Regions from separate parts of the Homo sapiens genome. Here region 1 is linked to region 2. Evidence: chromatin loops called from intact Hi-C (ENCODE). Cell type or tissue: CD4-positive, alpha-beta T cell. All regions are shown on one strand. Links, peaks and the distances in the headings refer to the core of each region. The heading gives the core; the rest is flanking DNA.

Region 1 (5,389 bases), core at 192-5,191, 710 kb before region 2:
TTAATGTAACTAAATCATCAAAATAATGGCTCAGTAACTAAAATAAGCTTATTATCAATATTTTCAAAATTAAAGTGATAATTACCATGACATAAATCTCCAAATCATTTAGGCAACATATAAAACATAAAACAAGCAAGTAAATCTGTCTAGTAATAAATCAAAATTTTGGAAATTCAATATAAATAAAACAACTCCTTCATTTAATTAAGATTGTTTAAATTATATTTCTTAAGGCCTATTTTCATTTATTTTGAAATTTTAATTTGTAAATCTAGCTAGATTTGTTTGAAAAATAATTTAGTATACTAAAATCATGGGCTCTGGAGCCTGCTTGGTCTAGGTTTGAGTTGCACAGCTGACATCTATAAGCTGTGGGATCTTGAACAAATCATATAGCCTATCTCTTTCTTAGTTTCCTTATCTGTAAAATGGAGATAAGAGTAGCACCAAAAATTCCACCATAATTTTTTAAGTGAGATCCAAAAAATTAGGAGTATGAGCTTTGGAGCCATACTTCTTGGATTTTTTACCTGAATTTCCCTTCTCCTCCTGTGTGTTACTACAAGGTTTTATTAAGCCTATCTCATAATGTTGTTGCTATAAAGACTAGATGAGTGTCTGTGTGTGCATATATGTGCATGTACTCCAACCATCCATCCATGTAACCATCCATTCAAAGTGCCTTCATTATTAGTATTATGGGTTTACAGTTGTAAGCACAACAGTAAAGAGTTTACATTTGGTTTCATATATGCACATTAAGTAACATTTTGACACAGTATCAGAGTCTAAAAGGCAATGAGGAGCAAACATAATTTTTTTTTTTTTTGAGACAAAGTCTCACTCTGTTGCCCAGGCTGGATTGCAGTGGCACAATCTTGGCTCACGGCAACCTCTGCCTCCCAGGTTCAAACAATTCTCCTGCCTCAGCCTCCTCTATAGCTGGGATTACAAGCATTTGCCACCACGCTCGGCTGATTTTTGTATTTTTAGTAGAGACGGGGTTTCACCATTTTGGTTTCACCATTGGTTTCACCAGGCTGGTCTCGAACTTTACTCATATATGACTAAAATATAAGACACTACATTTTTTAAATTATATTGTTACCATCCTGTATATCTTAAACTATGTTTATTTTAACCATACCGGAAAACACACTATTTCTGAAACTCCTTAGAGCAGTGGCAGTTTGACAATACAGCAAGGTTTCCTAATATTTTGGTGGCCTACCCTCATGACACATTTTCTTTGTCTATCTAGAAAGCACTGTAGCACTAAACTATACATGCTGACAGGATAACAATTGCTAGTCAGAGGACTACTTGACACCTGCTAAATCCAGCATAGCTTTATTTCTGCTTATTAAATTTAACTGTTTAGCATATTTTCATTTAACATGTGAAAATACTGTTGCAGAAGAAACAGTATCAGTGAATGAAGTAAAAAAAAAAAAAAGAATTTTTTTTCGGTTGGGCACAGTGACTCACACCTGTAATCCCAGCACTCTGGGAGGCCGAGGTGGGTGGATCACCTGAGGTCAGGAGTTCGAGACCAGCCTGGCCAACATGGCGAAACCCTGTCTCTACTAAAAAAGTACAGAAATTAGCCAGGCGTGGTGGCAGGCACCTGTAATCTCAGCTACTCAGGAGGTTGAGGCAGGAGAATAGCTTGAATCAGGGAGGCAGAGATTGCGGTGAGCTGAGATCGTGCCACTGCACTCCAGCCTGGGTAACAAGAGTGAGATTCCGTCTAACAACAACAACAACAACAACAACAATTTTCAATAATGTGGCACAAGTTACTCGTAACAAACAGGACTGCTACCTTTCTTATCCAGGTGTGGATTCCTATTAAAAGACAATTTTCATGGTTTAGAGATATTTTGTGTTTAGAGATCTTTTTTGTCTCACCTTTATGGTTCTGTAAAAACTTTAAATGTTTTTGGAAATAAAATGCTATCTAAATCACAAAGTACTAATTAGTTTTTAAAGAAGGATAGGAGTGAATATTCATTTGCATTTTGGCTTAGTCTTTTTCTATCGAATAATACAGCCATAATAATTTCTTTAGAAATGAGCTGGGATATAAATAAATAATAAAAGCAAATGCTGATGATACACATTTTCTGTTACTGTGTCAAGACACAACATCGTTCTCCTTTGTTGGCATATTTGATTAAATTACTTCATTTATTTTTGCCATGCATGAGATAGTTTTTGTGTAAATTTATGAAAAAATTTTCATACGTGTGCCTTCCTTAAAATGTTTCATTAATGCTCTATGCTCAATTCTGGATATAACAGTGGATACACTTTGGATTACAGCCAATAGATGGCACTGCTCTCACTAGGTAGCAAAGACCACATAAAGGTCTCATTACAGGCACAAATTATTAAGACTAAATATCTGCTCAAATCTGAATTTTTCATGATGAGAGACACATATTAAAACATAATAAATATTTAAAAATCTATGCTTAATAGTTACTGAATAAGAGAGGCCAATTTAAGGCAACCAATTTACTTATTTACCTAAAAACATTTATTGAGTGCCTACTATCACTAGGCACTACAGATATAAAAATGAATAAGATATTTCCTGGTCTCAAGTAATTACACAATAATATGGTTAAGTAATATTAGTAATGGAGATGGTCACAGAGAAGTACGGGGGCTCATCCTGGGGATGGGATGGATCAGTGAAAGCTTTTTACAAAGGAGATGATGCATGAGCTAGTAACCAAGGGGTGAGGGGAGGGGGGAGGTTGTTGGTATACCATATTTTGAACAAAGGGAAAAGCAACAGCAAGGACTAGAATATAAGAAATAGCATAAAAGCATAATGTGGAAAGTATGACTCAGAACATGTCAAGATATAAACCTGTTAGGTTTATATCTCTGTTAGGAGAGCTCTAAATCACTCAGAAGGTATGCTATCTTTTAAGAAATTTGGACTTCATCCTTCATGAAGACTGGAGGTAGGAATCAAACACAGTGGCTGTTGTGGGTAGTCCAGGCAGCAAGCACTAAAGCTTTAACCAGAGCAGTGGCAATAAAGGGTGGAGAGGAAGACATGGTTTTGAGAAATATTTAGGGGATAAGTGTTAGCAAGATATGGTATTTCAGTGTATGTGGGAGATTAGGGATGAGAACCAAGGCTGACACTCAAGATAAGATATTTCTAAGGTCCTTTTGAAATGCCACTGATAATTTCTTACTGATTATTCTTTTAATTGCTATTACATAAAGTAAGTTGCTGTCCTGCTGTTATCCATCCAATCTTTATTCTTTCATAGCACTCTGCACTTTTCCTTCTAAAAACTTATAATTTACAAGAATTACAGCACAATATGCTTGTTATATATTTATTTGGCACCTGCTTCTTCTATTTATTAAATTACACTTCATAAGGACAGAGTCATCTCTCCTGATCTGGTTCATCATTCCATATCTATCACCTAGCCTGATAAATAACTGACACTCAACAAATATTTGTTGAAGAAACACATATTTCTGAAGTTCCAAGATCTACTCATGCTCTGCTTGGCTGATAACTTTCTATAAGGATCAAACACTACTTAAGGCCACATTTGGTAATACCCACAAGAGATGCTGCCTATTCATTAAGTACTTTAGCTTTTTTCAGTGACAGCTTTTCTCACCAGAGTAGGAATGAGTCTTTTGCACATGTCAAGTTAGAAGCTATTTTAGAGTATAATAGGTGCTCTCTGCTCGTGTCAGCTTTCTCAGGGACAACAACCAAAATAACACTCTATAAAACCAAGAAATGTGCTCCTTCACCTTCTGAGTCTTGCCAGGGTTTCTACCATGTCCACTTGCTTTTCCTTCTCTCATGGATATTAATTTACTCTTATGGATTAATACTCTTTCTCAATGCTACCTTAAAATATCACAGTGGTTGGTCAATTCTCTGAAGCTTAACTATCTTTTAAAGAAAAAAATTTCCCCACTCTCATATTTTTATTTTTTTTGGTTTACTGAGGTCTAACTGACACATAAAAATTATATACATTTAAAGTATACAATGTGATGTTTTGATATATGTATACACTGTGAAATAATTGCCATAATCAAACTAATTAACATATCTATTACCTTATATATTTACCTTTTTTGTGGTAAGAGTATTTAAGATCTACTCTCTTAGCAATTTTCAAGTATAAAACACAGTATCATTAACTCTAGTCACCATGCTGTACATTAGATTTCCAGAATTTGTTCATCCTGGGTAACTGAAACTTTGTACTCTTACAGTATGTGTGTAGAGGAAAAGGGGAGTAGGGAGGGCTGTATTTTTTAAAAAACACCCAAGGTTTCCAGCAATTTTCTCTGTGTCAGTTTCTTTGGAATTTCAAGGAAAAAATGAAATAGATGAAAGGAAATAAAAATATTAATTTTTAAATCTAAATATTAAAGGCTGGATTTAAAAATTAGATTATACATCTATTCATAATAAATATTTATTTGAAGAATACGCTGTTCTGGAGCATTTAAAATATTCATCCAATAAATGAAAAAAATTAGCATATACTTTTTACAACCGATATACCAGGTGCTAAGGGACTATATAAGCAGTACAAACATGAGTTTAACCGTAAGGAATTCATAGTTTAATATGGTAGGTAAGATATAGATATAATAATGAGCATAAAGTATTCTAATTCTTAACACTGTTAGAGAGGTACTGTAAGTTGGTATGGTAGTTCAGTATAGGGAATGATTAATTTTGATTGGAGATATAAGAAAGACATATCAATGACATATCAATGACTGACAAAAGCAAGCACGTGTATTTTAATAAGTGCCACTTTTGTCACTGTAAAATTTCTTCTTGAAATACACATTTATTTAGAAACTGACAAACGAGGAGAGTAGATTAGTATAAACATTTTATAAATTGTAACAAAGGTGATTGAGTGAATGAAGGAGGGAAGAAAGAAGTAATATTGGCATTGCATTAAAAGTGATGTTACAGAAATTTCATTGTAAATTTTGACATATGAGTACCATGTATCTGGGAATAACAATTTATGAGACATTTTAGCAATTACCTTTTAAGATACTTCAAAATTTTCTAAACTACATTACTTTATATTTAATGTTTATATAACATTCTTTAAATGGAAATCAGGTGTTCCTCAACTAGTATTGATTTGTGTTATTTTAAAACATATTTTTAAAAGTTGCTTCTCTAAATTTATCAAACTCTCAGAATATGCTACACTTAACTTTAGAATAAACCTGGATACAGCTAACCATGTTACATTTGTTATTTACAGTTAGTACTTGATTACAACTCCCTTAAAGGTAACACACAAAAGCTATGTAATCAAGATTTGTATTCGTTCCTGCGAAAAACCAAATA
Region 2 (5,389 bases), core at 296-5,295:
TCCTCCTTCTGCTCAGCCAACCCCTGTCTAAGCCTTGCTATCCTTGAGCCCAGATGTCCTCAAGGCAGTGTCATCAGAGCCACTGAATGGCATAAGCATCTCCAACCTGGAGTAGATTCAGGCCCTGGCTGTGTCCCTCCTACTATTCATTTAGTGGTCAGGACCCACTAACAGCCTGAGAGTTGCCTCTTAGTCCTTGGAGCTTATGTCATAGAGGGAGTTAGTTTCCCTTTCCCCAGGAACAGCCCTCAGTCAATGATGGGTGGGAATTGGAGGATCAATACCACAGCTCTCACACCCCTGGGTAAGGATGGGGATAAATCAGAGGTGTATACAATAATCTACACTGTCTTCTCCAGGTCCACAGTGGGACTGAGCCCCAATTGTCCACAGTGGAAACTGCCTAACAATGAACGTACCCTTTATAGGCTTCTCTTTCTTCCCTTCTCTGTCTCACTTTCTAACTTCTCTTACCAATACTCCTTGCATTGCTTCCTAAACTCCCCACGCCCAGATACATGATTCATGGTGGGCCTCTGGGGAGCCCAACCTAAAACAAAGCTCTATGTCTTTTATCTCACTACAGTTTCCTCAGCCACCTCAGCACCCACGAATCACCAAAGGTTAAAATCATAGGGTGCTTACCAGAAAATACAGACCCAGGAACCCAAGGATGAGGTCAGGAGTCTTAAGACATTGTTTGCTGAGATTTGTAAAGACCCCAGCAACAGAAAGAGAAGGCCCTTTCTAGCTTGGAAGATACTCCTGTTACAAGGGTTCAGCACGAGCATCTTCTTACCAGTTTACCAAACCAGGAGCTTCAGACAAGAAGAGCCAGTGTTCTGTGTTCATGGCAGGGGAGTGGAGTTCCATTTCCTGGTCCTGCCCTGCAGAGAAGTAGCACAGCAGCTCCTTCTCAAGTTATTACTGTCAAAGCGGACTTCCCTGCCTGGCTTCCCAGGCTCCCCGGGAGCTGATCTCTGAAGAAACAGAGGCCAACGTCTGTAGGGTTTCAACTGGCCTAAGCCACCGGGAAGGGGAATGGTTTGGGGCCCAGAGAAAGTGTCTCTCTGCCTCCATGTACCTGAGTGATCTGGATAAAATGATCCTCAGTTTCCTCATCTGCAAAATGAGAGTAATGATGCATCCTGGGGCTGTTGAGTGAATTACATAAAACAATGTACGTTAGAGCCTAGCACTATGTAAGACATCCCACAAAAGTTAATTTCCTTCCCTGGTTTTATTGTACCTGTGAAACCCAGGCGGTAAGAACTCACACTCTTGTATGATGCTGTCTGTACTAACAGCTTTCACAAATCTTGTCTCCCCGGTCAGATTGGAAGCCATGCTGGAATCGGGCGAGCTCTTGTTAATTGATTCAATGGCCTTGACCTGCAAAGCTCTCTCTCCCACCTTGCCTTCCTCTTGGTTATCAAGAAGGTTCTGCAAAGATTGCCATCAGCAAGGCTGTCCAGCCTGATTCTTGAGTGGATCATGCCAGTAATTTGCTGTGATGGATAGAGTGCCTTAAACTGCCTGTGTAATTGTGGTGAGCAGCCGCCAGAGTGGTGGAGCGACTGTGTTTAGGAAATTCAACTTGCAGGGAACACGGTGCTGCCTAAGCCACTGTTGTTCCAAAATTAGACCTTTCCTCCACTCCATCATTACATGGGTAAGCAGTCAGAACACTTCCTGAATACGAACCACAGATCAGAAGTGATTTATAGAAACATCCACATGTGTGTAGATGGTTGGCAGAAGGAGGGAGGGTGGGAGCCCAAGGTTGGCCCCAGACCAGCCACAGGCCTCCTCTACCGCAGCTCTATCAAAATGACTGCTCTCACTACTGCAGGGACAGGGAAGGACTACGGTCTCCTGCAAAAAAGAAATGTGAGCTTCTTTTGGTTCATAGACTTGCCAGATCATAATGCCTACTTGTAATGCATGGTAAAAATTCAGTTACCCTGGATCCTCTTTAAAGACACCGATTCCGTGGGTCTAGCTTGGGGCCTGGACATCTGTGCTTCTGACAGCCCCCTCCATTAATGGTTCTCAAATTGTGCTGCACATTACAGCCGCCAGTGGGGCTTTAAAATATCCTGATGTCCAGGTCCCATTGCAGACCTATAAAATCAGAGTCACTGGGGGCGGCACCTAGGCACTGGGGCTTTTTAAGGAGCTGTAGATGATGTTGATGTGCAGTCAAGTTTGAGAACCAATTCCCAGACAATCTGTAAAAGCGAGCAAGTCTGGGAAATACAGATTCCGGGGTAGAAGTCTATTTAGAAGAACCAAGTAACTCTTTTATTTGGCATCATCAAACTGAAATTCAGAGCCCTTGCTGGTTTAGGCAGATAAAATAGGGTTATGGAGCCTCTTTTCAAGCAGTTGTTCTGAAATCAGTTTCTAATACAGTTGCCTGGACATCCACTCATATCAGCTGAGTCACACCTATGTTTTTTAAAGGTTCTTGGGTCATTTGGATGCTCCTCTGGGTCTGGACCCACTGACTTCAGAGAATTTATAAAACGTCAAATCCTTTAATTTATAATTATGTAGGATGCATATTTGAGCTCTGCCACAAGGACATTTCATGGGACTGAGCATTTCTAGACAAATTTTTACTTTTTAAAAAAAAAAGTTTTTAAAATAAAAGATGTCTGGTCTATAAGTGGACATTATAAAATACATTTGCAACCTGGTGTTCCCTTAACTCCCGAGCCCTTAAATAGAAGATATGGTAAGATAACTCAACTGTTCATTTCCCCATATTCGTGCCACGTCTAGCTGAAAAAGGAAAAGGCCCAAATCTCCCTCCTGGTCTCAACCTTTGCAACAGCAAAGGTGGCTGAGTCAGAAGCTCTGAGGTCCTCCGAGCCCCTCCGCAGTGCTCTTGCAGGCCAGCAGCTTCCTGTGGGGGCTCCCCCTGGTGACAGCGTGTGGGATAATTTCTGATTAGAAAAAGATCCCTGAGCTGGAAGGGACTTTGTGCAGCTTCCTGCAGTGGCCAGGGTGTGCTAGGTCTGGGTTTATCTGAGTCAGGGCTTCTCTGAGGCATGCATTTCTCAGCGAGTCTCCCGAATTTTATTTTCAATCCTGCCAAGGGCAGATTAAATGGCTACATGAATGGGAAAATGCAGGAGGCTTTGAAACAGATGGTTGGCTGTGCAGGCTCAGTGACTTGCCAAGCACTGGATTGTGTTGCCATATGAATGAAAATCCCACTGTGGCTGGGTTTTTATTTCTCCAACCTATGGATGACAGCGACTCCCTTGTTCCCCTGGCAGTGGGGCCTGGAGCAGTTACCTGCTATTATTCGCCTCCCATCAGGGTTCAGCTTCTTGCCTCTCTGGATTTTCCTGGTTCCTTTTTCTGAAAGGGAGTGTCATTCTAGACTAATTTCCTGATGGTGTAAATGATTTAGCAGGGCTGATGAATATCAATAGAGCTGCAGATGGGTTTAAGTTGCCTAATGAATGTGACAGTCACTGGTGCCAAATATTTTTCCAACTTGCATTTAGGATGCAAACAAGCTTGAATAGTACCCACAAAGGGTACTTCTTTAATTATGCATTATAAATTCTGAAGTCAGTAGTCAAAAGTGTCAGCGCAGTATGGCACAGATGAGAAGCTGTGTACATGGACGTGTGCTCAATGCACATGAGCCAGAGAGACCTCGGTTCGAATCCCAGCTCTGCTACTAATGAGCTGTGTGAATTTGGACATGTTATATAATATCTCAAAGACTGATTGTAAAATGCAGATAAAAATCCTTGCCCTTGGACATTTTAAAAATAATGAGCATGAGAAAATGTAGCATGGCTGGCATTCATAATTCAACAAATAGTCATTAAGTACCTACTATGTAGAAAGGGCTATACTAGGTGTGGGGAATTCAGAAGATTCTGGAAATTCACAGGTGAAGGAAATAACTGGAATGGTAGAATGCCAAGGGCAGGACAGAGGGAGGATGCACCAGGTGTAGGAAGTAAGAGGTGTTTTGTCTGTAAAGAATTTAAAAGCAATAGGAAAGCTGACTAAAAGTTTATTTGCAGCCAGGCGCAATATCTCACACCTGTAATCCCAATACTTTGGGAGCCCGAGGCATGAGGCTTGTTTGAGCCCAGAAGTTCAAGACCAGCCTGGGCAACACTGCAAGACCCCCATCTCTACAGAAATTTTAAAAAATTATCCAGGTGTGATGGTGCATGACTGTGGTCCTAGCTATATGGGAGGCTGAGGTGGAAGAATGGCTTGAGCACAGGAGATGGAGGCTGCAGTGAATTGTGATCGTGCCACTGCACTCTAGCCTGGGTGACAGAGTGAGACACTGTCTCAAAAAAAAAAGGTTGATTTGCTTTTCATTATCAACATAAGCCAACAATTCTAAACAATGTCAGTGATCAAATTACTTTATCCCCAAAATCTCTTGTTGGTTTAAATTCCAGGGAACTGTTGTGGTTACTATTGAGTTTTAATAGAATATATGTAAGCTATGTATTCTCCTGGTTTTTAATTACTTATCCTTTAATAAACATTGTATTCTTTATTAAGGAAGTCAATTTGAAGAATGCCCAGTTATTCAAGGTGCCTTCCCCACTCCACTCCTCAGCAGAAGTGGACTCAGCCTCAGGAGTTTTGTATAAAGCAAGTGTATAATGGTTCGAAATTGATGGACCTATTGGTTCCCCTGAAGGTTTTGTCTCCAGCCCTGGTGGTATCATCTCTTCCTGTGTTTAAATGGTAGATTCAAAAATGATGGTAGCTCAGTGATTGTAGAAACAAGGACACAAAGATCTTGATTTACACCAATTCTGTCATTTCTGTGTAATCACTCAGAGGTTTTATGTTTCAAATTTAGAAGAAGGAAACTCTGAACTTCAAGGTATAATATTTTAGTTTGGCAAGCGCAAATTTTAGTTCGTACATGAAATGTTTTACTGAATTTGAATATATTTAAAATTGAACTTTGCTTTTCTAATAAAATTGTTAATTATTTGTTTTTAAAACGAAGGAACAATTTGAGAAAATAATGATTATTACTAATTCTTATGTGATAATTACTGAAAATAATTTTATCATAGAGAGGAAGGGATGTTAAAAAATGATCCACTCCAGGCATCAAATATGCTAGGTATGTCACTGCAGTGCATTACACAGTAAGTTTTTAAAACATTGATATTGACATCAATGGTGGCCTTTCTCTTCTAACATGGCACTTCTCTGAGATGAAAGACAGGAGTTCACAGTGAAAGAACTAAGTGTCTGCAGTCTTTTGAAAATTTGATTCTGCAGTTTTAAAAAATAATAGTAACTACTATCATCGAGCCCTTCCTATATGTCAGGTATGGAGCTGACATGTTACAAACATTATTTAGTACTTTATCCA

What was found. Hi-C counts contacts between places; a loop is a spot of excess contacts. Peaks named below come from ENCODE experiments on the same cell type or tissue, not always from the same donor. Only the 100,000 strongest peaks of a DNase experiment are listed, where the experiment ranks them.
Region 1: it touches region 2 in a loop (9-fold over the local background); 18 of 110 quality-filtered maps call a loop at or near these places.

What each region holds. Positions count from the first base shown.
Region 1 is chr3:158,310,475-158,315,863 of GRCh38, reverse strand. The region is part of intron 5 of RSRC1 (arginine and serine rich coiled-coil 1); the gene reads right to left. Among named protein-coding and RNA genes, the nearest start is that of RSRC1, 200 kb to the right of the region's middle. In CD4-positive, alpha-beta T cell, for the core only: a CTCF peak has its summit at 2,283; no DNase peak of the experiment used is centred there.
Region 2 is chr3:157,604,311-157,609,699 of GRCh38, reverse strand. No RefSeq gene overlaps it. Among named protein-coding and RNA genes, the nearest start is that of VEPH1, 100 kb to the right of the region's middle. In CD4-positive, alpha-beta T cell, for the core only: CTCF peaks have their summits at 2,717 and 2,919 (motif pointing left); a DNase peak (open chromatin) is centred at 2,899.